2 separate regions of the Homo sapiens genome follow, and region 1 is linked to region 2. Evidence: chromatin loops called from intact Hi-C (ENCODE). Cell type or tissue: mammary epithelial cell. All regions are shown on one strand. Links, peaks and the distances in the headings refer to the core of each region. The heading gives the core; the rest is flanking DNA. Region 1 overlaps SERGEF (secretion regulating guanine nucleotide exchange factor). Region 2 overlaps SERGEF (secretion regulating guanine nucleotide exchange factor).

The links. Hi-C counts contacts between places; a loop is a spot of excess contacts. Peaks named below come from ENCODE experiments on the same cell type or tissue, not always from the same donor. Only the 100,000 strongest peaks of a DNase experiment are listed, where the experiment ranks them.
Region 1: it touches region 2 in a loop (7-fold over the local background); 3 of 110 quality-filtered maps call a loop at or near these places.

The regions. Positions count from the first base shown.
Region 1 is chr11:17,825,937-17,828,850 of GRCh38, reverse strand. The region is part of intron 10 of SERGEF (secretion regulating guanine nucleotide exchange factor); the gene reads left to right. Among named protein-coding and RNA genes, the nearest start is that of KCNC1, 93 kb to the right of the region's middle. In mammary epithelial cell, for the core only: a CTCF peak has its summit at 1,662 (motif pointing right); no DNase peak of the experiment used is centred there.
Region 2 is chr11:17,971,915-17,974,828 of GRCh38, reverse strand. The region is part of intron 8 of SERGEF (secretion regulating guanine nucleotide exchange factor); the gene reads left to right. Among named protein-coding and RNA genes, the nearest start is that of SERGEF, 40 kb to the left of the region's middle. In mammary epithelial cell, for the core only: a CTCF peak has its summit at 1,585 (motif pointing right); a DNase peak (open chromatin) is centred at 1,688.

The sequences.
Region 1 (2,914 bases), core at 152-2,651, 150 kb after region 2:
CTGTAGGGACTCTCGGGGAAGCAGGGGTTGAATGTCGTATTTAAAGCTCAGGCACTAGGACTTTCTGGGTTGGAGGTGAAGGAATCAGATGTTGGACATTTCTTTTCATCCTTAAAATAAGATTCTCTTCTGGTATGAGGCTTTGACTAATCAGGTTGGGTGGCTGCCCACTTCTTCTGGAGTCAGGAACTTAGGCTTTGGCCACCAGGAACTCCTCTTGATTTATGAACAACTCTGTCTTGTAGAGTAAAAGCGGTTTTCCCAAAGAGGAAAAAATAGCTTAAAAGAAGGCCTTGAAGAATCAAGATGACAAAATGTATTATTTATAAGGACCTAAAATAAGTGCCAGATCCTCCACTTGAAGTGAGCAGGCGACAGCCGTGCGCTGTGTGGAGTAGAGCCCAGCTGACTCCAGCTGGATCCACACGGCAGGGCTGGTCAGCCACAGCTCTGCTCACTATTCCAAGGCTCTTCTCGGAAAGACTCCTGCTGCCGGTGCAGGCCATCTGTGGAGCTCACATGAATGCGTACCGGCTTACAAGCTTAAAGAGAAAATTCTTGAAGGAAGCTGGAGGAAATGCAGTGAGAATCTGTGGATTGGTAGAAAGAGGCCACAAACACACACTCATACCTGTAACACACACGCATGTAAGATTACATCAACTTCCCGACTTACTCACTCAAGGATACAGACACGTTTTGAGAGTGAGGAGTCCAGGCAGCACACAGTAGATACGGGGTATCTCAACTCCGCCTTCACTAGCCCCTAGCTCCCTAGTGGAACTTGCAGCTGCAGGTAACACCATCCATGCAGAATAGAGTTCTGTTGCATCCAGGAATCAGCCCCTTCTTGCTGCATCACAGGCCTTTTTCACTCAAGGCTTGTCTCATCATTCTTGAAGAACTTAGTGCTGCTATGTTTTCCTTTAAGAGAATGTTCACAAACATTTCTTATACAAAAAGCTCTTCCACTTTTTGAAGCAAACTAATGGTCAGCAAGTCTACATCTTTATCCAGTGGGGAAAAATACAGATTCAGTGTCTAGGAGTCTCTGATCAATAGCCAGCATTGCAGAAAACCCATTTCCTTGCCACTCATCCTTTCACTCTGGCCTAATACCTTTGTTATCTGGAAGTTCGTGATACTGAGTTAGACCTGAGGATCATTTCCCAAATCTGTTTTTCTGGAGGGCAAGATTCAGTGATGCGGCGAGAGGTAACTGAAGAGTAGGAGGTGATGCCGAGGGATTTCTGAGGGCACCCAAGGCAAGTAGGAGATTGTGCTGCAGCTCCAGAACTGTTACAAGTCTTACCAACAGAACAATAGGCTAGGATTTGAACATACACTGCAGATTTCAGAGCCTTCTCACCGAACTCTAATTATTCCTGTGTCATTGTCTTTCTCTTCCTCTTCAAAATTTCTCTTCTGGGATATGGTGACTACACTGTGGGGAGAAATGCTTTTAGTAGCTCTTTCTGTATTTGGAGCTTACTTTGTGTTCTCTGTTGGCTGATGGCTCCCTCCCCAGCCATAGGAGCTGATTATGATCCAGCGGCCCTGATGCAGTCCCCTGGCAGCATCAACCTGGTTTTGCCTCTGGTTCTGATCTCAAGGACCCTCCAGTTTCCTCTTATCATAATGGTTGCCCCTAGAGGGCAGGATTCAATAGGCTGAGAGGTTTACCTACATGCCCTGGCAGTACAGGGAGCCTTCAAGAAGATGGATATCTGACCTTTCTACCCCCTACATCCCAATTCAGAATAATAAAATCTCAGGCTTGAGATAAATTTTCGGCATTTTAAAATCCAGGCATCTATTTAATATTTGAACGAGAGGCGGCGTGGTATAGAAGAAAGAACACTGGCTGAATTCAAATCCCATCTTCACCACTTTCTAGCTGTGTGATCCTTATAAGCAAGGAATGCCTTGCAGGGCCCTGCTGGAGAATAAAGATAATCTAGGTAAAGTCCTGACATATATGATATGCTTCATAAGTAGTAAGTACCATTGTCCTGTAAACCAGAGCTTTCAAACTTTTTCCTTCAGAACACTTAAATTCTTTCACATATTCTCTATCATATATGATGTTTAGATTCCTCACAGCCCTGGTTACTTTATTTGTTATTATTATTACTATTGTTACTTTTATTGTAAAATATATATGACATAAATTTATTATTTTAACCATTTTAAGCATGCAGTCTAGTGGCATTAAATACATTCACATTGTTGTGAAACCATTATTACCATCCATCTCCAGAACATTTTTATTCTCCCATACTGAAATGTTGTACCTATTAAACAGTAACTCCCACTCCCCATCCGTGCAGCCTGGGCACTCTATTTTGAATAGCATGCTCCAAATTCCTCAGTGTCTTTCTTCCCATTGCAAATGGAGGTTAAAAAGAGCCTCTTGGAAGGGTTTGAGTTCTTCAAACTCCCACTGGGGAGCCCGAGAATTAAAAGTCTATACCAGTTGCGGCAAACTTTTGGGATTGCAGATGGTTACAAAATTAGTGTCAATATAGCTGCTTTGCATGGAGTGGATCTGGCAAAGAGGCTTCTAAGCACTGATACATTCCTTTCAGAAATATCAAAGGATATGGCTTGGCATAGCTTTGGGGAGAAACCAACAGTTTTCGAATTCTTGAATAGCATCTACCTTATGGTGAAGATTAAATGATATAATTCATGTCAAGTGTATAATACAGTGCTTGGCACAGATCAGGCCCTTATATGTAGGCTTTTGTTACCATAATTGCACTATGGCAGAGATTACATATATGTTTTGGTAGTTAATTCCCATGATAGGTAGACACCATTTTCATCTTATCTGAGGAAACTGAGTCTCTGGGCTGCTAAAGCCCCCAAAATTACAGAGCTAGTAAGTTATAGAGTAGCAGAGCTGGGATTC
Region 2 (2,914 bases), core at 130-2,629:
AATTAATATCAGGGTAAACTTTCTTTTCTGTTTGCCATTTTGGTGAAAACAATAGTAAATTGTGGAATTTTAATCCTAGAAGGGACCATTTTATCCTTATTTGAAATTTGAGGAAACAGAAGCCCAGTGAGAGATGATTTGTCCCCATGGTCCCACAGCTAACACGTAGCAGAGCCAGCCAGGATTAGAACCCAATGGGTCCCTTGTCTAGGACCCCTCCACTGCCCCACATGAGCCCTTTTATGAGAGACTTTGGCTTCTTTGTGGAGGAAGAATCCAGTTTAATAAATTTCATTATACCAGCCCCTTTATGTAACAGGGCTGTTTCCAGGTCCTGGCAGATGGTCCATAGTAACAGTGCTTTGCTGATTTGGTTGGAGCTGAGCCTGTGAAATGAAAAATCCTCAGTAGCAGATGCCTCTCCCAGGCCCTGGCCATGGAAAAGTCCTCCTCTCCAAGGAAAGTACTGTAGCTTGGGTGGTAACTGTCTCTGGTGGGACTAAGTGTGAGCACCCTGAAAGATAATCTTAAACTGTGTCAAGTTTTTACAAAAGGTCACATTGGTGACTTGGAGGTTCTTGGCAGTTGAGCTGCTAGTAGAGGGTGTTTGTATTCTGGGGCCTGAGGGACAGATGGGAGCAGGGAGCAGAGCAGGAGGGAGATTAGTAGATGTGGAAGGGAAAGGTGGCCGTCCCATCCTGGGTCTGCCCTGGCAACCCCTCCTTTTCCATACCATGAGGCCATGGACCTCTAGACAAGCCATTTGAATGTGACAAGCATTTGTCACACCATCTACTAGCCTTGACAGTGGACTTTAACCCCAAACCTCTCCCAACCCCCTACTTTGGAATTACTGGGACTCTAAGTCTCCTGATTATCTTCCCTTTCCTGGTGGGTCCTTGAACATTGTATGTTCTCCTCAGTGGCCTCCTTCGGTGATGCTCATTATTGCCACTGCTCAATGCAAGTGCCAAGTCCCCAAACCACTGACAGTGGAGTGGTCATTATCTCCATTGGCATCTTCCTGACCATGTCCACCGCTCAGTTTCACCCTTGTAGAGTTCTCAAATATGGGGTGGGAGAATGTTTTCCCATCTTTGAGTATAGCTCTATTAGGACCCCTGTAGGTCTTTTATACTAATCTCTCTTGAAGAACCTGGGACAGTTTCCCAGGGATGGGGTTAGACTAAATTTGAGAGGCACTGTCTAAAGTCATGTACCAAGATGTTCTCACTGGTTGACCACAAATTGGCATCCTAGGATAGGCTCCTTCCCTTCCCTACTGCTGCCTCTGGGTGAATTGCTTACCCAAAGATTGGGGCCAACCTTTGTCTCCTCTATTGGAGATCTTAATCTGAGCTTCCCATTTCCCCAAAGCCAGTTTCTCTTTGGAAACCAAGGATGCAAATAGTATTTCTAGGGGGTTGTGGGATGTCTTGGGGTTTCAGAGGTGGGGTCCTGGCTTTCTAACATAACAGTGGCAGTGGATACATGGCAGTGGATGGGCTTTGCAGAATTCACTGGCTCCAGTGTATGTTCTGTCTGTCCCTGATCCTGCTCCTGTGGGACCTTAGGGTGGTCTGCAGGGGGAGCTGTGTTCCCATGGCCAAGTGCTGGGATTTTTACCAAGGGAACTCAAGCAGCTCCTCTGCAGGTTTAGGCGTGCTTGGGAACTGCGGCTTTCCTTTGGCTGTGCTGACACTCCCAAGTCGCATTCCCAGCTTTAGCCTTCAGCTTGGGTACTGTGAGTCATCGTCATCAGTGGAAAACACGGCCTCATCAACAGCTGGGTGCAGTGCTTGGCCTTTTTTCTTTCCTTTTTTTTTTTGTAACTTCACAGAGATGGAAACTGCTGATGATTTTGCAACGGACAAAAACTGAAGGTGATGTACAGAATTAGGGATGGCAGTTCCAGATAGGGAGAGGAGGATCTGGAGGAGATGGAGAAAGGGATGTTTCTTTCATTACCCAGCCCTTGGGCCTCCCAAAAGCCATCCCTGGGATGGAGGCAGTGAGGAATCGTGGGGACATCACCTGTCTGCTCTTCCCTGCCAAGGAGCTCAGGAAGCCCATGATAATTAGGTGAGGCAGGTCTCAATGGAAGCTTGGAAAAGTTGACTTGTACAGGCATACCTTGGAGTTATTGCAGGTTTGGTCCCAGACTACAGCAATAAAGCAAATATCCAATAAAGCGAGTCACACAATTTTTTTGTTTTTCCAGTGTATATAAAAGTTGTGTTATACTATACTGTATACTATACCTATTAAATGCACAATAGCATTATCTCTATAAAACAGTGTACATATCTTAATTAAAACATATTTTATGGCTAAAAAATGCAAATCTTCTGAGCCTTCAGTGAGTTGTGATCTTTTTGCTGGTGGCCTTTTAGAAGAAGGTCTTGCCTTGATGTTGATGGCTGCTGACTGATCAGGGATGTGGTTGCTGAAGACTGGAGTGGCTGTGACAATTACATAAAATGAGACAATAGTGAAATTTGCCACATCAGTTGAACTCTTCCTTTCACAAGATTTCTCTGTAGCATGCAATGCTGTTTGATAGCATTTACTCATAGTAGAACTTCTTTCAAATTTGGAGTCAGTCCTCTCAAACCCTGCTGCTGCTTTGTCAATTAAGTTTATAAAATCGCTTTTGTTAGCATTTCAACAGTGTTCACAGAATCTTCACCAGGAGTAGATTCCATCTCAATAAATCACTTTCTTTGCCATCCATAAGAAGCAACTCCTCAACCCTACAAGTTTGATCATGAGATTGCAGCAACTCAGTCACCTCTTTAGGCTCTACGTATAATTCTAGTTGTATTGCTGTTTCTACCACATGTGCAGTTACTTCTTCCACTGAAGCCTTGAATCCCTCAAAGTCATCCATGCGGGTTGGAATCAACTTCTTCCA